Linked DNA regions of Mus musculus: regions 1 and 2 are each linked to region 3. A link is a loop called in an ENCODE intact Hi-C map of the cell type or tissue named here. Cell type or tissue: heart. All regions are shown on one strand.

Region 1 (8,000 bases), 270 kb before region 3:
TCCATTTTCCTTGGCACAGGACTTCTGTCCCTTGGTATGAATGTCCAGCTAAAAAGAAGCCAACACTTTTCTCGGTCTCACTGTGGTGACAAGGTCTTTCCTAGGACACCTGTCACTTTGTTCACCATGTGTGTTGTGAGCCTGAGGGATGGGATGTGCAGAGTCTTGCCAAGAGTCCTTCCTCCCCATGTGACACCAATCAACACCTTAAGGACCAGGCGTAGCCGCAGACTCTCCTCTCTGCTCAGGACTGTGTCCCTTTCTCAGCTCCTGGCAGACTGGGGCTAGCAACTCTGATGAGAACCATCAGACAGCTTTCACATATGCCATTTATAGTTTCTGAAGACAGGAGACTGCTTTTATTAAACAGATGTGTGTGAAGGAGGAACAGTGTGGAGTTGCAAAGGTGACAGAAGGAGCCTGGATGGGCTGTCCTCCCAGGGGAATCAACAGGGCCCCTTTAACAGTCCCACATGAGGCTTCAATTCCACCTCTCTCCACTTAAACTCAAAAGTTATGAGTTCTCATATACTGTTCCCTGAAAAGTAATATTATTCACATATTTGTTTTTTAAAAGAGGAAATGAAAATCTGACGTGCATCATGCCGGCCTGTGGATATGAGCTCGCTTGGAAGCAGGCATTTTTGCTTTCAGAGAGGCCCAGCAACTCATGATTGTTCTCCTCGGTGTGGCCAACAATGAACGTGTTTGAGGGAAACAATCTTCAGCCCTGAACTCTGACTTTAAAATGTCTTGTGCCCACTGGATCCTAAACTCGAGAAGGTGGGGGGCTTACCAGGATCTGTGACTTCTCCGTGCTTTTTGCCCTCAGACAATTATGATGATTTTATGTGTGTTGTACAAAGAGTGAGTAAGTAAAGGAAGGGTTGGGGAGACAAGAGGGAGGGTGGAATGTTGTCAGGAGTGGGGGAAGGAGAGAGGAAGCTGGCAGTTTGTCTGTCAATACTTTGTTAAAATATGCTTCAAGGGAAATTGTTTCGACAATAGTTTCTCCAGATACTACAACAGATGTGTGTTCAGCAATGTTATAAACCTCTGTAAAGATTTAATATAGTTGACCCATTCTATAGGTAGGGAGACTGAGGCACTGTGGGGTTCACTAGCCTGCTCGAGGCCATTCAGTAACGAGTGGCAGATCCACTTTCCAGAGGTGTCATTATGACTTGGCTCACTTGCCAAAACAGTGAACTCATTGAAAGAGCATCTTCAATATACTCAATTATGAAACCACCACCATCTAATTTTGGAATGTTTTCATCACTTCCACAAGGAACCCATGCTTCTTCGCTATTATCCCCAAGACCCAACCATCCATTCTTGTCCTAAGTGGTCACTAATCTGACTCTACACATGTCCCTGTTCTGAAAGTGGCACAATACAGCATTGTCCCTCTGACATCACTTCCTATGACATCACTTCCTAGGATGTCACTTCCTATGGCATCACTTCCTGTGACATCTTTAAGGTCCATCTGTGTTGTAGTGTGAGTCATTGTTTCCTTTCTTTTCAAGGCTGAACACAGAAATCAATTGGGAAAAAGACAATCAGATAGTGGGCAAAAACTAAGGGAATGAATCACAAAAATAAAAATGCTGGATAAACATAAAAATAGGCAAATTGCTGACGCGTGACAAGAAAAAAATTAATTTATCACCACTTCCTGTCCACAAAGCAGCAACACAAGAAAAAGTAACCAAGTCACATTTTATCTCTTAACAGTGAAATGGGATTTCCTACTTTATGTTGAAACACTATACAGTGGTCCTATTTTAGGTCCCATTTTACCTGTAAGGGGTCGTTGCCAGCTGCTAGCCCACTGTGGCCCACCAGCTGCCATCCCACTGTGGCCTGGTACTGGACTTCCTCCATATTAACAAGCCAAGTTGAGAGAGCAGCTTTCTTCTGAGCTTTCAAATGTTGGACTCTAAAACCTTGAGCGGTCTGTGTGGGCCAAGTCGTATCTGCCGAGGAATTTGGCCCTGCAGCCTCCAGTCTGGGACTTTACACTTTAATATCCCAAGCTGGCAGCTGTGGATTTCTAAGCAAACCCCTTAAAGGCCAGGGTACCTTACCCTATCTCCCGTCCCAAGGAGGCACAGAACCACTGGTTGTCATATGCCACCCCATCACTTTTTCCTGGGTTTTGACCTTCTACGTTTCTAGGAGACACACATGTTACTTTTGCCTTCAGGTTGGCTTAACAGGTTAGCCTAAAACATTCTGCTCTAAAAAGAGGGAAAAACAAGAACAACAAAAAGAGGTCTCTCAGAGGGATGATGAGACATTGGTTCCTCCAGGATATGTACTGAATAATACCCAATAGAAAGTCCCCAACCCAGAGAGTTACAAGCAACGTCTCAGGCCCCGTTAACACCAGCAGAGGACCCTTACAGATGCCTCAGCTGCCTGGCCCAAGATTACTCAGCATGAAAAGATGCAGGCAGATCTCCTCAGCATTCTGCCCTAAGGCTGTCCAGCTTTGGCTATGAAAAGGCTCAGAATTTTATAAGACTCAGGAAATGTTCCTAGGGGGAGTTCTCAAGGGCTAGAGTGTGCCAGCTCTGCTGCTTCTGGAAGTGGCAATGAAGCAAAGGATTATTCCAAGTGTAGGATCTGGAGGTCCCGAGGCACAGCCCACCCCCGCAGCTGGATGCCCTGCAAGGGTTCTGGTGCACAGCTGTAAGGGGGAGGGGCTCTGCCACTTCCTCCTTAATACCTTTACCAAAAGCCACACACTCAGTCAGTCCTGACTCCCTGAGAACATCCATCCACAGGCCAGCTAGTCTCCTTAGCAACACTCCAAGGTGACGATGACCGTTGGTCCAGTTTGAATCCCTGGTGACTGTTAATGTGCCACCGTGTTAGAAGTGGCGGCTGGTGGTCATGACATCTAAAGGCCATGTGGGTGGTGAACCTGAAAAAAAAAATGCCCCAAGGTGACAGACAAGCTGGGTGGAGCCACGCAGACACAGCTGGTGCCCGCAGATCTCAGCCCTGAGTCAGCGGCTGGCGCTGGGCAGTGTCGACCTTTTCATTTGCCTACACCGAGCAAGGGTGCCTGGCGAGCAGGACACGTCACCACAAACCTCAGAGCAGATGGCAGTGGGACACTTGTGGCCCCAACAACCACTCCTTGTTTCCCTCTGTCTGACTCCTGACTTCTCTGGGCTGTGGCTGCTGACCATGCTGTCTTGTGTTTCTCCAGCTCCTCTTCAAAAGCAGACTGTTGTTCAGTTTGGTCTTTGGCAATTCTGTTAGCATGGATTTTTAAACAGAAGGTGTGGTGCTTGAAGCTGGGGAGGTGGCTCAGACTGTGAAGCCTGGCCGCACAAACCCGAGGACCTGAGTTTTATCCCAAGCATCCACTATAAAAATACAGGTGTGGTCCTGTATGTTCCTATGCTTCGAGAGCAGGGGAAAGGACACAAGAGGACCCCAGTAACTCCAGCCAAGAGAGTCTAACAACATAGCAGCAAGCTCTGGGCTCAAGGAGAGGCCTTGCCTCAAAGAATAAAGTGGAGAGGAAGACACTTGATGCTGATCTCTAGTCTCTGTTGGCACTGGTGCACACGCGCATGCGTGCACACACACACACTCAGAGAGAGAGAGAGAGAGAGAGAGAGAGAGAGAGAGAGAGAGAGAGAGAGAGAGAGGTGGGGATGAAGATGGAGTTCCTAGGATGCTGGACCTCCAACTCTCTAACCCCTCTACCCTGTAACTCACTGGTGTGACTGCCCACGGTGCGTAAGGGGTAACAGAGCCCAGTATGCCAAGTCAAGGAAAGGGGCTCAGCTTGGACAGTTTTCCAGTCCACGTGTAAGACCCGGTTATGTCCTACTAAGGCAACCCCCAGGGAGATCTCTGTTCTGGCTCCCTCCCTCCATGTCCACAGTCACCTCACCTGAGGTACAGCGACTAAGAGGCCATCCCACGTGAGGTCTCTTTAACTTCAGGCCACCCCTGTAACTAGCTCAGCTGTGCTACTTCCTTACTCTGTGACCCTGAGCAGCCACTATACCTGCTGACCTTCAGAGCCTGGGCCTGACTTTCTAGACAGCCATGTTGTCATCCATTCAGCCCTCGCTCCTCCTTATTTCAGTGACGATTACAGACCATTTCCAGGAAGATGTGCAAACAAACAAAAATAAGTCTTCAGGTTAAGGAAAGTGGAATGAGTTAAGTTCACGGCACAGGCAAGTGCCCAGTTACCCTGCTTTGGTTGGCCATGGATGCTTGCTTGGGTGCTCCTCGATCCAGAGATGTTGGCGTGGCTCTCTCTGCCTGGCACTTTTTCCTCATCCCTCAGCTGGCCATTGCAGGTGCTCCTCCAAGGCTCCCCACAGTCCTATACCTTTCTGATCTCTGCTTACACTTCCAAGACTCACTAGATGGCTGGAATGATTCTCCTTCTTCGAGAGCATCCTAGGCTTGCTATGGGCTTGAGACTCCAGAGGGTAAAGAGGCCTGGGTATAATTTGGGAGCCATACCCATGCCTTTGACTTAAGCTACCCAGCCCAGCTGCCCTTGGGTTCAGAGTTTTGATCTGTGAAATGGGTATTCATGCCACGGAGAGATCATATATGGCCGACTATATATTTCCTTTCCGGACCAACTCAAGATTCCAACAGGCACAAAAACCAGTTTAAAATGTACAAGTCAGAAAGCTTCCTTCCACCCCTGTACCCTCCCCCTCCACACGCCTCAGCCACATCTTCCTCTCTTCTGTAGTGAGCCTTGTAAGACAGCATGCTCACAGCTCAGCTCCAGTGCACGGGGAAGAGTGTGCATTAATACATCGGCCTAATAAAGCAAGCAGCAGTTTCCTATAAAAAGTTACAGTGAGATAAATCTATGATAAAATATTCATGCCCTTTGTCTCACTTCACAGAACGCTTCAAACATCCCAGCCGAATGGAGTCAGAGCAGCTGCTGGGCAGATGTTCCAAGGCAGGCAAATGAGAGACAATAATTAGTCCCAATTAAGTTCTCAGTAAATTATGTAAGGGAGGCTTCTAGCCATCCTGCCCTGCATGGCTTGCTGCTGCGCCAAAGGGAGCGAACCCGGTCCAGCATGATTTAGAAACTCCGGACTGCAAGGGATAATTCATGTTCTCAGTGAACTGCAGAGCCTTGGCATGAGAGGAATTAATGAATCCCATAACCGCTCTCAATTGAAAATAATAATTTGTTAATAACTCTAATAGCTAATGAGCTACAGGAGCCATGTTTATGAGTCCTCCCGGAAGAGAAGAAAGAGATCTGGTAGGTTTCTGGGTTTATTAAGTTGGTGGCATTAAATCACCCTGGGATGCTTCAGAGATTTTTTTTTTCCGGAAAATATCCTATTAGATGGTCTGTTTTCACCAGAATACAGCTTCTCTTCCATGTTTATCTGTTTCCTGAGTCTCTGCTCAGGGAAAGTTTTCAGAATAACCAAGGACTGGGGTTTCCCACCAAGATTCCCAGAACAGATATCCCACGTCATCCTGTTATACCGAGTTTGTGATATATTTTCCCTCCTCCAGGTGTTGCAGGTTGGCAATTTTCATGGTTGGGAATGTGTGTGTGTGTGTGTGTGTGTGTGTGTGTGTGTGTGTGCACGTGCACATGCGTGCATGTTTGGGTGGTGAGCGTGCACACATACACCCTTGTGTGCGTGTACATACAGAAGCCAGAGGTCAGTGTCAATTCCTTGATTACTCTCCTTAATTTTTTGAGACAAGGTCTCTCTCTGAACTTGGGCCTTGCTGTTTGGGTTGGACTGGCTGGCTAATGTGATCCTAGAGTTGACCTATATGACCCCCTTCCCCAGATGCACCCCTCTCTGCATGTACAACTCTTACATGGGTGCTAGAGAGCCAAACTGAGATGTTTGTGCTTCCACAGCAAGTACTTTTCACTCTGGCCATCTCTCAACCTGTGGGATGACTAGAAAGCAGTTTACTTAGAGAATCTTACACAATAGTCTACTCTGTGGTACATGGCCTGGCCACACCGAGCGCAGGCAGCCATCGTGCATCCACAAAGGCCTGCTCATGTCTGGCTGTGATGATCTTTGTCCATGCCTTACCCTTGGCTCTTTTGCAAGACAGCTTTTAGCACAGAGCCTTGCGCTGGTAAAGAACCTTGAAAATGCTTTTCTTTCACATCGTTCTGAGCTCTGCATCAATCAGGAGACGTGAGAACTGACTGAAGCTCCCTAGAGCGCTCCTCGTACCGTTCTCTAGAGAGCTGTGGGCTATGATTCATTCAGTTTTAGGAATCTCTTTGGCCTTAGTTTTCCTTTAGTTTGTAGAAATTATAATGATAATTTATGCATACAGCAGAAAATCTGGAAGGCCCCTAAAACTATAAAGGGAAGGAACACAGAACACATATGAGCCGACTCTTTATCACACATATTTTCCATAACACCCAATGTCATGCATGCCATAAACAAAACATTTCATATTTTGTTCCACTATTGATAGTAGAAGCAATCCCCAGATGATTAGTGATTTTTTTCTAAATATTGACTTTTTAAGGCTTATGTAACACTCCTGTATATAATCAGAGCCATAAATTACCTAACCAGTATATATGGGTTGACTATTTGGAGAGTTTCCATTTTAACCTCCCATATTTTGGGTGATTTTCCGAAGGTGGAGCTAGAAGTCCCGAATCCAGAGTGATGAGCAGGGTAGCCAGGGAGGAACGTCCTGCCTGCATCTCTCCATGACACAGGGCTCACTGTACTCCAAGCTGGCCATGCTTCTCCTCAGCAGCCTGGATGGGCCTCAGAGGAGTCACACCCATTCTCTAGATGTCAAGACCTGAAGTACACAGAGTCTGCTGTCCTCCTCCTGCAACACACACGGCCTGTTAGCTGTTCTTCACATGGCACAGCAGCCAGCCCACTTGGCTTCTACCCACCTCTTTGCTGTGGACACACCCTGCTGGTCAATGCGTCCTGAGCATGTGGCTCCTACAAATCCGTGTCTGGGTGTAGCCTGACTGGCTTCACGCTCAGCGGACCTTTGCGTGTGCCAGCTGTGATGCTCTCTAGTCTTTTGTGGACTCCCAGGCAGGTGAGGAAGTGGCAACTCCCTCGACGTAACCTGTCCCTGAGAGGCAAGGTGGGCACCTTTCTTCCTGGATGCCAGAGCCCTGTGGCACACAGCATGGCCTCTGTTCTAGGATCTGGAACACAGCGTAAAACCCAGAAGGGCACAGCTGTACTCCTAGGGATGGAGCTGGCTTCCCTGCTTGCTCATCTTCCCACAAGCGAACTTCCACGAGGCGGAGAGGAGTCTCCTCACTTTAGGCCAGCAGCAGGCAGAACCTGGCACCTTGTAAGCACCCAATAAATCCCTGGGGGAGAGTAACAGTAATTGCATAGCAGGTTAAGTGCTCAGACTAAGGTCAGTGGACACCCCAAGGTCTCCTTTCTAAGAGCTAGTGCCAAATGTAGGAAATGGGGGTGCCATACCCCACATCTGTAACTGTATGTATAACACAATATAGATATGTTTAAAAAAATATATGTGTTTTTTTTTTTTTTTGCTTCTAACTCCTCATCCTCCTGTTTCTGTCTCCCAAGTACTGGGTAACAGCTGGAGGCATTCATCCAGCTTTACAATGCATTTATTTCAAGGTAGAGGGAATTTCGTACTTTTCAAAATTTATTTTATTAATTTCTAGATTTATTGTTTTGTGACTAATGTTTTAATATTTCTACTCTATGGAACCTACTGCGCTCTTTATGACCAACACCATAATTAGATTCTGTGATTCAAACAGCAGAAATGGAGGCACGTACTGACTACATTTTAGGTGTAGTATCTGACACAGGTAACATGCCGTTTGGCTATGTTGTTTAGGCCTTTTCTATCTTCCTCATTGCTGCTCTTAATCTATCTCAGTGAGAGTGCTGGGTCGATGTCTCCTGGAACCAATAAGATTCCATTGCCTTGCATCCTTGTGGTTTATAAATACTACA
Region 2 (8,000 bases), 140 kb before region 3:
CAGTGACAAAGACAGAGCCTTCCTGGAGCTCCTTTGCCAGATTCTGAACTGGACATGCGACAAATGAGGTCAAAGTGACAATTGTGAAAGAGAGGGGCCCATCCAGTGGACATCAGGGGAGGAAGGGCATTTCAGGGAGCTTGCTCTGCTGAGAGCTGGACTGTGCAGCAGGCAGCCCCGGGAACTCGGAGGCATCGGTTCCTGCAGGGGAGGAGACAGTTTTTATGCTCTTGGATGATTAGAGAGCAAGTATCACGGAGCAGACTCTTGACTCTTAATTAACCCAAGTGTTCCATCTCTTCTAGAAGGCCCAAATACGGACAACGGTAAGCCCACTAGGGGTCAGTTACCAGACTGTTAATCATTGCTTTTGTCTGAAGGAGTGATATTGGTGAAAGTCCCTGTGGTCATCAAGTAGATGTTTTATCCTTTGGTCCCCAGAGTATCTGAAGCTGCTCCCCAGCAGGGGTCCTATGGGATTTGTCACATCCTGGATGTGGAAACACACGTGGCAGTGCACAGACAGCCTGATTCCCCAGTCGGTCAAGCACAGGCCTGGAACCCTGGTGATCCTAAGAGACAGCAGGTGTTCAGCTATGCTTCCTGGGCCCCTGGCTCCTGTCACAGCTACAGCCTCCCACAAACCCCCTGCAGAGAGGTGTGTGGCCATCAGTCATGTAGGCAATGCCCCAAGCTCCTGTCTGGACTCCAAACTCACAGTTACCTGGCAACAGCCAGGTATGCTCCTCCCCACAGTTATATGTCTAACCTCCCACCCAGGAAGCCTCCCTGTGCTCCAGCCACAGCTTCCACCAAACCAAGCTAGTCACCCAGGCAAGACAAGAACTCTTGCCCCCACGGTAACCTGCCACAGCCTTCTCCATGCCCTTTTCCCTTTGGCCCCTGGGTTAAAGTCCGCCCAAGGGTCTCAGCTCTTCTGAGACATCCAACAGTGTCTGAGAACCTGAAGTCCCTGGCTCTTCTGTGGTACCCAGCGGTGTCTGTGGTGCCTGAGAGCCAGAGCCCAACTCCAGTCAGTCCCCAGGGACCTCAGACTGCACCTTCCCCACCCCTGGAGCAGGGTCCTGCAGCTTCTAACAGCCTGATACTTGCCCAGCAGTGCTCAATCAAGCTCCCTATGTCCACCTCGCCCGGTGGCCTGAGCCCTGGGCTGGACGCAGGACCCCATTTTTTGTTCCACAGAAATACTGGAACCAAGAGTGATGTGGCTTCTAAAGATCACTGGGATGTCTCTTCCTTGTTCCCTTCAACAATCCATACTGTTGTCAGCCGGGGAAGTCACAGCAGGGCACAGAAGCAGGTTCAAGCTCCCAGGGTCACACATCCCAGGACCACAGGGCTCTGCTTCTTGCCACACAGATTCCTGTCTTGCCTCCCAGCCCTGGATCCCAGCCTCATCAGGGATCTTGATGTTTCCTAATGTGGTTCAAAGCTACCAACCCATGTCCTTGGCATTCCCTCTCATCCTTATGCAATCTAAGAGTCAAAGAATGGCAGAAGTCTGCTTTGCATAAGCCCTTTCTTAGCACCTCAGAATATGGTTATATAGAATGAGGACCTTCTCCAGGATAGTTATGAGCATAAAGGATCCGATTTTGAAACTGGCAGATTTCCCTCAGTCCTAACCCATCAAATCACCCTAGAGAGCTATAAAGATGTGAATTAAAATTCAGGAGTGTGGCTATATGGAATGAGATGGAATCTTGAAGCTTAATGATTCCAATGACTTGATTCAAATGATGGCCCCTCCCCCGCCATGTATATCCACCCACTTATTGCTATTTTTCCCAAGAGGCCACTCTTAGATTTATGTGCTGGTCCCTGGCAACTTCTAATGTCCTGCTGGGGTGTCAGCCACAAAATATGTGAATGCACAGCTCTCTCTAAAATCCCAGGTCCTTCAACTGGGACTTTCTGCCACATGATCAAGTCACCAGCCACATGCAAGGTGCAAACATGCCCTATATACACTAAGACGGAAAAGGCTAGAAGGGTCCTTTCTCAGAGTATGCCAGGGCACAGGCCGCTGGCAAGATCCCCGAGGTCTCAGCATCTGCAGGTATCTGTAGGTTTTTGGTTTAAAATTTCCTACTACTGGTAGGCATTGGATGCATGAGGGCTTCAGCCGGGAGAAAGGGTCCAACCCTTTTTAGGATACACCTATTCTACAGACTCTAAAAGACTGGCCACATGGGAAGGTAATCTTCTTAGTTAGTGGTTCTCAACCTTCTTAAAGCTGTGACCCTTTAATACAGTTGGCTCTTCATAGTGTGGTGACGCCCAACCATAAAAGTATTTCACTGCTACTTCATAGCTGCAATTTTGCTACTGTTATGAATCACAATGTAAATATCTGATATGCAGAATATCTGATATGTGACTCCAAAGTGGTTGAGACCCAAAGGTTGAGAACTGCTGTTTTATGAAAAGGCAAGGGGATATATAATGATGAGGGAAGAGATCTTACAGGACTGTAGCCCAGTTTCTGTCCCTGTGTGGGAAGCCCATTGTGCTGCAGCCCAGGCTCCAGCCCAAGTCTCCACTTAACCACTTGTAGCTGTGGGAAGGAAATGGCCTTGCCACCCAGAAGATGAGGCTAAGATGACTTCAGAAGTCCCTTCTAGCTCCAAGAAGCATGAGAAAAGTCACTTAGCTGAAGCTGCCAGAAGCCTCGGCAATCTAACGAGAAAATTGGATCTCATCTAACTCCTGGCAGGGTCTTTAGTGGAAGGGAGCTCTAAGGGGATTTCAGATGGAGCTCTTCAGCCAAACTCAACTGTCTTCCCATCTGTGCACACCGCCATCTTGGATGGCTTCGCTTTGGGCATGGCAATCCAGTGGATAATTAAGCACACATCATTCTTGGAGTAAAGACTGGGTACCGATACAGGGGCGCCTCTTCGCAGCTGCGTTTTATATCATGGTGGACGACATCTATGTAACAGTTACTGGTCCACACTGCTCGGCATGCAGGTGGGACTGCATTGGCAGGCTTGGGGACAAGCTCCTGGAGCAGCTTCCTAGTGCTCTGTCCCTCTGTCTGCAGCACGGTGTCAAGCCTGGCCTGGGCACACAGAGGTTAAGGTTCTTTCAAGGAAGGGAGCTCTGGGTTTCCCAGAGACTTGAAGTGCCTTCTCTTCATACAGGCCTCATACATACATGTTGAGGTGGCAAGGGAAGGGTTGTAGTGTCTCTGCAGTCCTGAATGCTGGGCCACTTATACGAACATCCTTGACGCTCTGATCACAGCAGCAATCCCGCTCGAAACCTCCATCATGAGGTGGATACAAAGACTCTTGGAGGAGGGGAAAGAAGAATCATGTGTGGCGTTTCCGGGTCAGCTACTCTGAGAACCCTCTAGACCTTCGAAAGTTGTATCTGTGCTGAGGTGCTATGGGGGGGAGGGGCAGCTTGATTTATGTGGCAAGCTCTAAGATTTTTAAGTAGCAAAGTTTGAAATACGGACTAGTACACCAATGAAAATACAAAACAAGAAACGAGGTCAGCACGTTGTGTGTCTCTCTGAATTTGGGTAGTGACACCACATCCAACAACAAATGCTAGGTACTGACTTTTGCCTTTGGTGGAGGAAGAGGGGAAGAGAACAGAAATTATACCCCCAAATCTCTTTGAGACTCCCTCCTAGGGAAACCTAAGCCCTTGCAGGTAGCTACCACCATGATGGCCCTTTACTAAGGATGGAACCATAGCTGACCAGGGACTATGGAAGCTGACTAGGAGATGGAGATGAGGTCAGAGGACCAGTGGGAAAAACCTGCCAGAAAACCCTATGCCACAACCAGACCCAAGACACCACACGCTTGTTAGAAGATTTCTCTCTTCTTGGCCCTAAAGAAGGCCAGGCTCTTAGTGTACCAACTGTCCTAATTCTATCTAGAATAAAAGCATCCCCTCCCCCCACTACACACAAGATGTCTAAACAGTTATGACATTACAGAAAGTCTCTGTAGTGCCCTGTTAAAAAGTTGGCCCATCTGTCAGCATGCTATACCCAGCACCTCCAAGGTACAGCACACAAGCCAGACACACTGCACAGGATGCTAGGAGGCCACCTGCCAGCCCAGAACTGTCCTGCATCCCCTCAGCGTTCCTCACAGGGTACCAGCCAGTCCTTCCTTAATACAAATTACAGACGAGCTTCCACGCCTCCCACATCTGGATTACAGTTTGCTTTTCTTCCTGTTCTGGGGCCAAGACAATTCCTTTTCATTTGAACTGTGTCGACTTCAGTTATGAGAACATTTCCCCCACCAGTCTCTCCCTTCCTCTCCCCTCTGCTCCAGACATGCTTCCGCCTACTTCCCATTGGCTGCGCGTCCCGGGGAGACTGGATCCCTTGTGTTCTGAGTAGCAGAGGAGTCGAAAAGTCCTTGAGTACACACACACGGTCAGCTGCATTGTCTCCTGACACCTGCTGTCCTCAGCTCACCTCTTCAATGTCACACTCTTGACAGGAAACACCCACAGTGAAGAGGTTCCGGTTCCGAGGTGCCATGTGAACTTCTAACGCCCTGGGTCCTGCTACATCTGTGTACCTGTGGCGTCCCAGGGCCTGTTCATGCTTCCCTACCTTTTAGTCAACCAGGGCAAATGTTTGTAAAAGAAGATGGCTCCAGGGTGCTGCATGGATCTGTGCCTCCAGGAGTGTACAAGTGGTCTGACTGTAGCCATGTGTAATGTGCGAGTGCCTTCAGGTGTTTACGTGACAACTAGATGGCTAAACAGAGTTCCATATCGGTGCATTTGATATGAGACGGCGCCCCTCCATGTCTCCATCATAGTCATGCCTCTGCCAGTCAGCTCCACACTTCCCATCACACATTATTTTAGGTTCTGCGTTGTACACTTAACTAAGGTGTCCTAGGAGGTGACTGTTGATGATATGGAGAATAAACCTGCCTACAGCATGACTCCTCAGAGAAAACTCAGTGTGACCAAGGGGACAGGGTCCAGGAGGGCAAAACAGCTTTCAGCACCACTGTGGCTCAATTTGGAAGGAACCTCAGGAGGATGGGGATGTGGGAGCAAGAAACAGAAGCAAGAAGGTGGCTGGTGCTAGGAAGAGCATCGATGGACCCTGCATGATGCTGTGTGGCTCTCACCTGGGATAAGGGAGCCTCCTGGAGAGCCATGCTAAGGCTTCTCCTCAGGACAGCTGACCTGTGGTAAAGAAGGGCCACTGGTTTATCTACTCACCCAGGGCACACTGACGTAGAGCACTGCTCTGATGGCTGCTAGGCCAGGGCGCAAGCTTCTATGAGAGCAGCCTGATGTGCAGGGCAGGGATCGTAGACCAGAGGCGGGGTAATTTTCAGAATAGGGAGAAACTTGCTCTCTGAAAAGTGGACATTCACAGCATGGGTTTCCCATCTCCCCAGCAGCCCACCTACAAGGCTCTATCTTTAGACATTGCCTAAGACCACTCTGCCTTACCCACTGAAAGGCATGCTGTGTGTTCTGCATGCCACATTCCACATGCACGCATGTTGTATGCACAGGTTCTGGGTTTCCCCGGTCCTGGCATATCAGCTCTCTCTGGTGTATATCCAGCCTCCCCCTGCATTAGACACAAGGTCTCACCAACCATGAGTCTCTCCTAGGCCTACTGCGAAATTCAACATGACCTCTCAAAACATAACATACTCTCTCAGAGTCATTTTGTCCTACAACTTCAACTCTGAAATTCTGTCTATCTACACACACACACACACACACACACACACACACACACACACACATACACACACACACACTCATGTGCAGGCAAATGTTATGGTATACAGAAACCCAAGGAAGTCAGAAGAAAGTATTGAATTCCCTGGAGCTGGTGTTACATACAGGGGAGGGAAGGAGGGATAGATTTCAACACATTATGTGCACCATGAAATCCTTAGACAACAAAAAATTTAGTTGTGAGCTACCTGACATGGGTGCTAGGAACTGAATTCAGGCAAGTACTCTTAATTGTTGAGGACTCTCTCAATCCTGAGAGCATATGTTAAAAAAAAAATCAGTGCTACCAATGTTATAGGAGTAACCAAGCTCCTTCTGATTAAATTCAGAGCCTGCTTCACAAGGCTGACATCATGACTGGCATGGTTAATGGGGCCAAGAGCCCATGGCTGGGTAGGAACCATGACTATTATTTTGCCGAGTGGACATGGTATTAAAGTGCCTTCTAAGGACTTCATTATACCCATAGATAGAGCAGCTCTCAACCCTCTTCGGAGATGCTTCTTTTTTTTTGTAGTAGATGATAATTAACATGAAGACCCACAACTGGTCAACTCTTACAGGAAATGAGACCAGAGGGTACACATCCATAAACAAGACAATCTACACCACACCCTCTTCTCCCAAGGCTCAGGGGTCATTACAGAAAAGAGATTGGAAAGACTATAAGTCAGAAGCAGTAGCTGACTACAAAATAGTATTTTCTAGCTATAGTAAGGTAATCACACACACACGTGGACTCACAGGAGCTGTCCCTGCATGGATGAGAGAGAGAGTGACAAAGCCCCAGCCTTAGCTGGGGAACTATTGGCAGTTGATGGTGACTGGGAGAAAGTCAGTTTTCTTCAGGGACGTGGCTCCTAAGAGGCTACTCACCTTCTGTTCAATGGCCCATGTTCATACACAAGTACACATACTGGCAGCATGAAGGAGATGCAAGGAGTTTAAGAGAGATAGGGGGGATTGGGAGTGATAATGGTGGGGCATACAGAGAAGAAATGGATGGGGAGGGAGGGATAGATTTCAACACATTATGTGCACATAGGAAATCCTCAGACAACCAAAGATTGAGTGCTATCTTCCCAACGTTGTAAAACGTTGTGGCTCCACAATCCCTACCTCTCAGGGAATGTGAAGCATCTAACACAGCACCCAGCCTAAAGTACATGGTCAGTAAATGAGTTCTGGTCTGGCCTAAGCATCATCAATCACTGTGTTACCAATTTGTGTCCTTTGTGGATGATTGACATTGCCAACCCAAGAATTATCTGTCTCATTTACAACTGTGTGATCTGTGTGATTATTAAGATAGAGTCTTTTACACCATCAGACACATCAGCTCTTGATTAGTTCAGATAAATCGAGAGGTGGCTCAGTGGTTAAAAGCATCCACTGCTTTGCGAAAGGATGCAGGTTCAAGTCCCGGAATCCACCTGGCAGCTCACAGCTCTCTGCAATTCCAGGTCCAGGGGATTTGACATCCTCTTCTGACTGCCTTAGATACCAGTCAAACATGCAGGTACACCCCCCCACACACACACACAGACAAAACACTCATATACTTAAAATAATTATTTTAAAAAGATAAAGCCATGCATATATACAAAGAGACCCCCGAGAAAGACTAAGGAGGAAGCACAGCTCATGGATGCTGAAAAGAAACCCCTCATCCTACCCCACTGAGCTTCTGGTTTCCTTAAAATCAAATCAGAAGTAAAATCATGAAGTCAGCTGCTTCACTGGTTAACAAATAAGAGTGTGTGGTTCACACAGGAGGTGACTATTCCATGTGCACTGGGATCGGAGGGCAGCTGCACACAGGGGTCCTGATAGGAGGCAGGCTAGTAAGGAACGGGAAAGCCGCTGAGACCCAGGAGTAAAGACTCGAAGCTTGCATTGGAAGCCTCCCATCATCAGTACTGTGTCAGCAGGGACTGTGTCCTGGGGACCCTGTCACACAAGTGAGAGGAGGCAGGGCTGGACCCGCTCCATCCCAGAACATGATCCATGTCGGGGTTTGACATCTCTGAAGCAGTTTGGTCTTTCACTTTGCTGAGAATGTAGGCCTTCCCTTTTCTAAGCAGTCCAAATGGCCCACCCTGAGCCCCCATGGTTTTGAACTAGGGTGACCAGAGGGGACTTCAGAGGACTGTGTGGCTTGGCAGGTGGGGGCTGAGGTGAGGAGGGTGCTACTGCCCAACAATGACAGCACTCAGATAACAGAC
Region 3 (8,000 bases):
GAATTCTGCTGGTCCTCCATCACCCGATGCTAGTCACAGGAGGCTTGGGTAAATTCATTAGAGGAGATACCTTCTCCACCAGCCTAAAGCTCATTGCTTTCGGATTCCATGGTTACAGGAATCCTTCCAAAACTACGCTACATCTAAAGACTCTGTGAAATGTAAATAAAACGAAGCAGCAGAAACAGAAGTCAATTAATCCTTGGGCCTGGGGTCTTTGAAGATCCAAAAAGTGCAGCTGGCATAGCTCTTCCTGATAAGACAGAGAAGGGGAAACACCACAGGCCCACACCTCTGCCTGCTGCCAACACGGGGGAAGGGGGTGAGTTATACTCTGTGCCCTATAAACAATTTAGCCGTGCTCTGTCCTGGTACTGTAGCTCCCCTTAAACAGACTCCCAGCATCTCTGAGCACAGACTGCACAAATGCAAGGAAGACAGACAGAGTGTACACTAGTCCTGCCCCTTGAAGACACAGCCATTTGTAGGCATTGGCCATGGCAAAACATACTAACGGCCGAAATACTAGCCAGCATCCAGGATAGAGGAGGTTGAGCAGAGCCACACCCACATATTTATATGCCTCCTATATGTGTTGTCACTCAAAAAGGGCAGCACTGAGAGACATGACTGAGACTAGATGGCTCATAAAGTATAAAATACTCACTTTCTGGGAAAAGCCTGCTAATATCTGCACAACATTAGTCTTTGGAGACAAGAAGGCTTTCAGAATACCCCCACCCAATAGCTAACAAGAGCTATCTTCTGGACCATGGCCCCTACCCATGTCTGGTAGCTGGGACTATCCTGGCAAACACACACATAACTGCACACTTCAGAGAGCTTCTGGCCTAGTCAAGGGACCTAGCACAACTTACCACCCACCTGGGTGGACAACCAAGCCAAAGGTGGGGTGCAGGCCAATCTCAAGTAGCTTATGCTAAGAGACCGGCTCCCAGTCATGTCTCTTCCCTCCCGCTCTCAGCCTCTGCCTACGTGTACTCGAGGAGAGTGTCCAATGTGCAGCTTGCACGAACAGGATGAGTAAGGCAGACTAAACAACAGCAGTGTCTCCTCAAACTGGAATTGAAAAATCTAAAGACTTAGAATTCCACCCGCAACTGGGGTGAACTCAAGAGTCTTGGCCGGGTTCCTTTCTCTAAGGCACAGCGCCCTCACATGGTGCCAAAGGGCAGCGCAGTCTTCCTGAAAAGTTGGCTCAGATGCCATGAGAGGAGGCTGAGCAGCCACTCTGGGAGGACTCTACATCAATGTTCTCCAGATTTCCAGCCTGGGCTCCTTCACAGATAGCTCCTCGCTGGAAACTTTACACCAAGAAGTATAAACTCTGACCTCTCCAGAAACTCACGAAACCGCAGCAAATGGGATTCAGATGTTTCTATGCACCGTACGGGGGTGTGACCTAGACTTGAAACACTTTGGCAAAAAAATGGGAGAAATGATGTGGGCCTCTGAGTCCCTCCCAGAACATGATACAGCGCTGACCCGAGTCCTACAGTGATCTGAGCCTTTCTCACTCCACTTAAGCCTCCTCGCCCACAGCCCACACCCTTTGTCCCCCCGTTCAACGATAACACCTACCAGACCCCACCACAATCTGCTTTGCCTTCTTTTGCCAAGACTACCAATGTCTCCCAGTTAAACAAAAGTAACCCATACCCTGAAATGAGACCTTTAAAGATTCCTGAAAATTAGGCTGCTCCTCAGAAATTACATCCACAGGTCCCCCAACCCTGACCCAGTACTAAGAAAGCAGAAGTATCGAGCAAAATCTCGGAGTCTTGGGCTTTCACGCTGTGCTCCTGGCTGTGTAGGTGGTGATAGAAAGCAAGTGAAGGGGTGGCTTCTCTGGCCCACTACCCCAGAGGTCTGCTGTGACAAATGTAGGGAAACAGCACAGACATTGTAAACTGAGTGATGCCAGGCTTTGGGGGGTGGGGAGGGCAAACCATCTGCCAGCCACGTGCTCTTCTTGGGGGCACCCTGGAGAAGCAGAGAAGAACTTGGCTGGGCACCAACGTAGCCAAGTGCTCAAGTGTGAGCACAAAGACAGCAAAACCACCCCAAACTTCTGTGCCTCTCCGTGCACTTGTCACAGGTGTCTCAACAAGGCGAGGCAAGGTCTTCGAGAAGAAAAAGAGTAAGAGCAGGGCTTTCCCCTGGGACAGGTGAGCACCGCACAGTTCTCACCGAGGGAGCATCCAGATAAATAAATACCTACTGCAGAGTAAGGCACTAGAGATACTGACAACAGTTCCTCTCTTGGTCTTACCTTTTCAGCTAGCAAAAATGAGACTAACCATGGCCTGCCTGGGGTCCCCTCCTAATGTAAGAAGGCTCAAGGGACAGAAGAGAAGTGCTTAGATACCCCATTCCTAGACAGGGAATGAACACTTTAGAGCTTCCCCATAACGTGCAGAAAACATACACACCTGTGCTGATGCTGTCAGAGTGGGAACGACAGGTTCATATTCTTTCCTCTAGGTGAGCTATAGCTAATTTCTCAATGCAACCCCACCTCGGCCAGGTTCAGGACACAACAGAAGCCAGGACAATAACAGGCCTTCCCCTGTGTTCTCTCTCCTAGGAAGGCACAGTCTGAAAGGGCCAAGTGAAGGAGATGGGAAGGTAGGTCTTCTCCCGCCCAGCCCTCCGCGGGACCACCCCAGGAGAAGTAACAGACTGGGCAAGGCAGACCCATAGGGGGCGCGGGCAATACCAGGCCGCCGGCGGCGCCGCAGGCGCTGAGGGAGACGAGGGAGCCCGGGTGGCCCAGGACTCGTCCGGAGTAGAAGCACAGCTCGGCAGGATGTCCGCTGCGCCCCGAGACACCCGCCTCCTCCACCTCGAAGCCTGGGGACAGGAAACGCAGGTCGCGATGCAGCTGCAGGTATAGGTCGCGCCCAAAGGCCGGCAGGTGCAGTAGCAGGGCGCGCTCTCCTTGCCCTGCTCGATGGCCACCTGGAGATGCTCGCGGTCGCCGCCACCGCCGGAGCCCCGCTGCTCCCGGCAGCAACTGCAGGTGCACGTCCTCGGGGCGCAGCCGCCTCGGGAGCACCACCTCCACGTCGGCCGCCGCGTCGCCGACAGCTGCGGGGAGAGAGGACACGCGTCAGCACCAGCCTGGCCACCAGGGCTGCCGGCCGCTCCGGCGCTGACTCGCAAGGCTCCGTGGGTATCGCGCAGCCGTGACCCCGCACTCCCTTCCCTCCCCGAGCCGGGCCTCTCCAAGCTGGCGAAGCCACTCGATCGCACCGGGGGTCAGCTCGCCATCCGCGTGCCGAGAGGGAACCAGAGACCAGTTCTCCGGCCGCGGCCTTCACTCTCCTCCTCAGGGGATGCTGTCAGCGGTCCACCTATGCACCCGGGCGCCGGGATGCTTCGGGAAGGCACCGGGAAGGTGGCCGCGAGAGCTAGGAACGCTACCTGTGCCCGGGTCCAGCCCCCACACCAGCAGCAGCAAGGACAGGACGAGAGGGGGCAGCAGGGTGCCGTCACACATGGTACTTGGGACCAGCAGCCCCCAAGACTGTAGTGATAGAGCAGGGACTCGCGAGGCGGCGAAGCCAACCGGAGTGCAGCCCTGCAGCCTTTGGAAAAAGTAATTAGCGCTGCGGACAAACCCAACATGGTAAATACTAAGCCCCACCTTCTCCTTGGAAAGTAGGCGGTGATTGGGCTTTTGCTTTTCTCTGCCCCGCCTTCCCTGTCCGTATTGGTTAGGGCCGGTCGAAACCAACGTGCGTAGTTAGGTTGTAAGCACTTTCTTACACGTGGTTTCTAGGCAGTAGGTAGGCTGTGACACCAGGTGGCAGGCGCGAGCCGGCTCAGCTGCAGCATCTTGGAGCAGCCAGGAGGACACCAGCCTGGTCTTCAGTTTGTTCACATTTGGGAGATCACCTTTGAGGCTTCCTAGGAAGATAGGCCAGACCAACCAGTTCAGTACAAGAAAAAGAAAATCTCTATGTATTGAAGTGACTCCTATTTTTGATTAGTTTGGGCTGGAAAGACGCAGCCCAGTGTTCCTAGCACACCTGAATTCATGCCTGACTTCTATATCTATGGTGTTTGTCCACACCCCGCAGGCTTCTTGCAGTCTATACTTTCACAGAATCCAAGAAGGTGAGAGCATAATAACACTCCCCTGAAGACTGGGAAACTGAGAAAAAGGAAATGTAAGGAGCCTGCTTAAATTGGACAGCTAGTATCTGTCAGAGCCGTGTCTTGTGTCTGTGATCCTGACTTTAGGTCAGGTGTGTTTAGGGAGGTATATTAGCTGCGCTTTGCATCGCAGGACCCTGGAGAGCTGAGAGGCAGAGCCTGAACTTGAACCCAGCCTTTCACGAACAGAATGAGTGTTCAATTTTCCAGCAGAATCTAGCCAGATATTATCCCTAGCAGACCCCTATGGGTAATCCCATTGGCCTCTTTAAAATTGTCCTACAGATAGCAGGACTGACTGAGCACAGGGATACCACAGCAGTCACAGATGGCTCCTCATCTCTCCCTTTTTGTCTGTTTGCTTGCTTGTTTTCAAAAAGGCCCCTACTCACCCCTCATCACAGGATCCAGACTTCATCACAGGGCTGAATTACCAGAAAGCATCCAGAGACGAGGTAAACACTGGTGAGTTTCCCTAAGTTTGGTGCCCCTGTCCTGGTAAGCTGTCTGCAGCTCTCCACAAAGGCGTATCACAGAATGTGCTGCCGAGCCAGTCTCTGATCTAGTGGCTGTCACTCACCGGTTGGCACCCTCGGGTGACTGGCAGCATGGGTCAGGCTCTGTTGGTGGCTATGAATGAGTAGGGCTTTGCCTCACTTGACCATGAGAATTTGACTGTGACCTCAACCATGTCATGGGAAACAGGAAGAAAAGGAGAAGCCTTAGCCCTGTGTGAGTGTGTGTGTGTGTGTGTGTGTGTGTGTGTGGTCAGACAGCAGCTAGCTATTCTGACAGCCCAGGAATGTTTTTCTTCTGAGAGTTGTTCAGTTTTTTCTCTGTAAATCAAGGAGCTAAGCTATACTGCCTCCCCTTGGAGGGTGAACTTCTAATCATTTGGACTACTCTTGAAAATAATAACAAGGGTCTGCGAGATACCTGACATACCATTAGCACTTTGTTAGATTTACTGAATATATGAATAAAAGAAGAAAAGTGATTGATTAAATCAGATGTTTCAGAGACTCCTCCTGTAACAGGGCCCCAGATATTAGCACAACTGACTCCAGGATGGAGATACTGTTTAGGCTGTAAAACTCAGCATCACCCTCCAAAACCAAACCAGAGGCCCATAACAACCATAGTTATAGGAAAGTCTCTAAATGGACTACTAACCTTGCTCTTTGGTTTCTGTAGCTCTGCCTCTGGCTAACTGTTCTCATTAACCGTATATCAACCCAGGACATGGATTTTATGCTCAAAAGCTCACCCTGAAGAAGGCTCAGGACTACATTGAGGTCCTGAACATGCTGTGTAGTTGCCGGCTTGCTGATAGACTTTCTATTGGCTTAAACCCACGTGTGAGCAGTCTTCTCTGCTGACTACCCCAACAACACTCCAGCTGTCAAATGTGCTAAGCAAGCATCGAACCCATGCCCCTCTCCCTTCATTGTTTGTCATTCTTTCTTGTCTGGAGCTGTTTCAGTTTGGCAAGTTCATGGAGGTTGGATTAAAAACAACAACAATGATTAGGGGCCAGATGTTAAATAGTCCTCTGTAAGCGAGAAAGCAGTGGGACATGGAAGGCCTCCGTTGTTTAGATAACCCCACCTTGCTAATGTGTATGTCTGTACGCAGCACCCCAGGCATTGCTGATGCATAGGAACACTAATAAACGTTTGCCAGATGATCAGCAGCCCAATGCTGTCTCTCCTCTTGTATGTATGCCGCTCAAAGTGTTCTTCCACAATGAAGGATGCTTTGAAAGACACAACTCACAGAGAAACCATGACCAACTCTCTGTAACTAGACTGTGTCTAACAAATACACTTAGTTGCTAATATCAGAGCTCTGCTGGGCTCAAATAAGCAGAGAGAGGCTGTTTATTACATGCTGTTTGTCTTATGTTCTAAAACCAACCACTGCAAAGGAACCATAGTCAGTGAGGGAATGAAGAGACTGGAATCTGACCATTCATAGTGGGAAAGTAACACTGGGCAGTCTCTTTTGAAGTATTGAGAAATGTCCCAAAAAATTAAATATAAAGTTACCATATGGTTCAATGTATAAGACAGAGATTGCCAGAAGCTGGGGAGCAAGAGGTGTTACTTAATAAGCATAGAGCGTCCATGTAGGATGCTGATAAGGTTTTGAGATGATAATGGCGCTGGCTGTGCAACACTGCTAATGCATTTGATGCTATGAGTCATACACTTGAGATGCTAAAATGGTGACTTCTTGGTTAAGAAAAAATTTCATCACAATAAAATACAATACGCAAGGAAATACACCCAGTTCTTTTAAAATGAGCAAAACTCAGACTTCTTACCAAAGAAGACAACTAGGAAATAAGATTTATAAAGATGGTCAAAGTTTTTAAATGAGCAAAAACGGTTGTTTGTCTTTGGTCATATGCAAAGGAACCACAACGAAATGACTATTGCATGCCTACTAGAAAGGGTTAAAACCAGACAGCACAGCAACGGAGGACTGGAGGGCGTCAGTGGAACCAGAACTTACAGGCACCAATGGTAAGACTGTGAAACAGTACAGCCCAGCCGCTTTAGAAAGCGTTTTGACTATTGTCACTACTTGGTTATTCATTCGTTTTTGAGGCCAGGTCTCATGCATATCAGTCTGGTCTCAACACTGAGCCTGCTGCGTGGCTGAAGATGACCTTTAACTTCTGACGCTCCCACCTTTACTTCCTGCGTGCTGGCTTTACAGGCAAACTCATGCTTTTCGATGTGTGCTGGACCAAACCCAGGAGTTCTAGCATGCTAGGCGAATACTCTACCAACTGAACTATAGCCACAGCCCTTAACAGTTTCTTTAAAAATTAAGCACACACCTACACTGCTATTTCCTGCTCTTATACAAACCTGTATACCCACACTAAGAATTGTGAAGGATTGATGGCATACAATGTTAGTGTAAGAATCCCAAACTGGAAACATCCCAGGTGTCGATCAACATGTGAACAGATGTACAGAGTGTAGAAAGACCATAGCCAATGGGCCGCTCTAGTTGCTTACAAAGAGGGATGAACTGTTAATGCCTGCCACAATATAACTTAATCTCAAAATGATTATTAACTGGAGAAAGCCACACTAAAAAAGGCACATTGTGTATGGGTTTATTTATATAAAATTGTAGAGAATACAAATGAATTTGGTAGTGGTGATACACAGAGGAAGGATGCTGGAGGACAGGAGGAAACTTTAGGGGTGTTAAGAACGTCCATTGTAAATTGTGGTGATAGTTTGAGGGGTGCTTACATGTGCCATAACCAGTCGTGAACTTGAAACATGTGCAGTTTTATATCCCTATAAAACGGTTTTGAAACCAGCGTTGAACTTGAAAATTCAAACAGTGAGATACAAATTTGATCCGATACTCTTATGCCATTAAAGTTCAAAGCAATAGTATAAAGATGGCAGGTTGATGGAGCTGTGGGTACCAAATATGTAGCTGATCGGCATCCTTCTTAAGGAGCGGAAAGTGGGGGATTAAGAGAAAAAGGAAAGAACAAAGGAGAGCCTTGGTATGATTCTGTGGCTGGAACTGGCAGAGCGGGATGAAACCAGATCTGTCCAGCTAAGATCCTGGGGGACAGGGTGCCAAAGGTGGGGGCACAGAAATGGGTAAAGAAGGGGGGCCACAAGAAGAGAAGACAAATGGATCTTGAAGATATTGCTGGCAGTTTCCCTCCCAGAGGGCTTGGCTGTGAGCCCGACTACTCTGGGGCTATCTGAGGGTGAAGTTACATGGCTATCGAATTCTCCTTCCCTGGAGCCTCCAGAAGGAAGCTTGCCAAGAAT

Evidence for each region. Peaks named below come from ENCODE experiments on the same cell type or tissue, not always from the same donor. Only the 100,000 strongest peaks of a DNase experiment are listed, where the experiment ranks them.
Region 1: a loop joins it to region 3, with 2.0 times the contacts of the local background. A loop is called at or near these places in 2 of 42 quality-filtered maps.
Region 2: it touches region 3 in a loop (2.3-fold over the local background); 8 of 42 quality-filtered maps call a loop at or near these places.

The regions. Positions count from the first base shown.
Region 1 is chr7:67,107,721-67,115,720 of GRCm38, reverse strand. All of the region lies in intron 19 of Adamts17 (a disintegrin-like and metallopeptidase (reprolysin type) with thrombospondin type 1 motif, 17), which reads right to left. Among named protein-coding and RNA genes, the nearest start is that of 1700112J16Rik, 110 kb to the left of the region's middle. In heart, no CTCF peak of the experiment used is centred here; no DNase peak of the experiment used is centred here.
Region 2 is chr7:66,971,340-66,979,339 of GRCm38, reverse strand. The region is part of intron 8 of Adamts17 (a disintegrin-like and metallopeptidase (reprolysin type) with thrombospondin type 1 motif, 17); the gene reads right to left. Among named protein-coding and RNA genes, the nearest start is that of Gm33627, 140 kb to the right of the region's middle. In heart, no CTCF peak of the experiment used is centred here; a DNase peak (open chromatin) is centred at 4,309; H3K27ac peaks cover 465 bases; H3K27me3 peaks cover 1,001 bases.
Region 3 is chr7:66,835,359-66,843,358 of GRCm38, reverse strand. Adamts17 (a disintegrin-like and metallopeptidase (reprolysin type) with thrombospondin type 1 motif, 17) reads right to left here and starts at 3,624. Exons shown (of 23, transcript NM_001033877.4): 1 at 3,448-3,624; 2 at 2,741-3,111. The coding sequence starts at 3,523. Gm33627 (a long non-coding RNA gene) reads left to right here and starts at 3,568. Exons shown (of 4, transcript XR_391554.2): 1 at 3,568-3,652; 2 at 4,563-4,647. In heart, CTCF peaks have their summits at 1,182, 2,716, 3,617 and 3,824 (motif pointing right); DNase peaks (open chromatin) are centred at 1,188, 2,858 and 3,718; H3K4me3 peaks cover 1,521 bases; H3K27ac peaks cover 1,044 bases; H3K27me3 peaks cover 1,914 bases.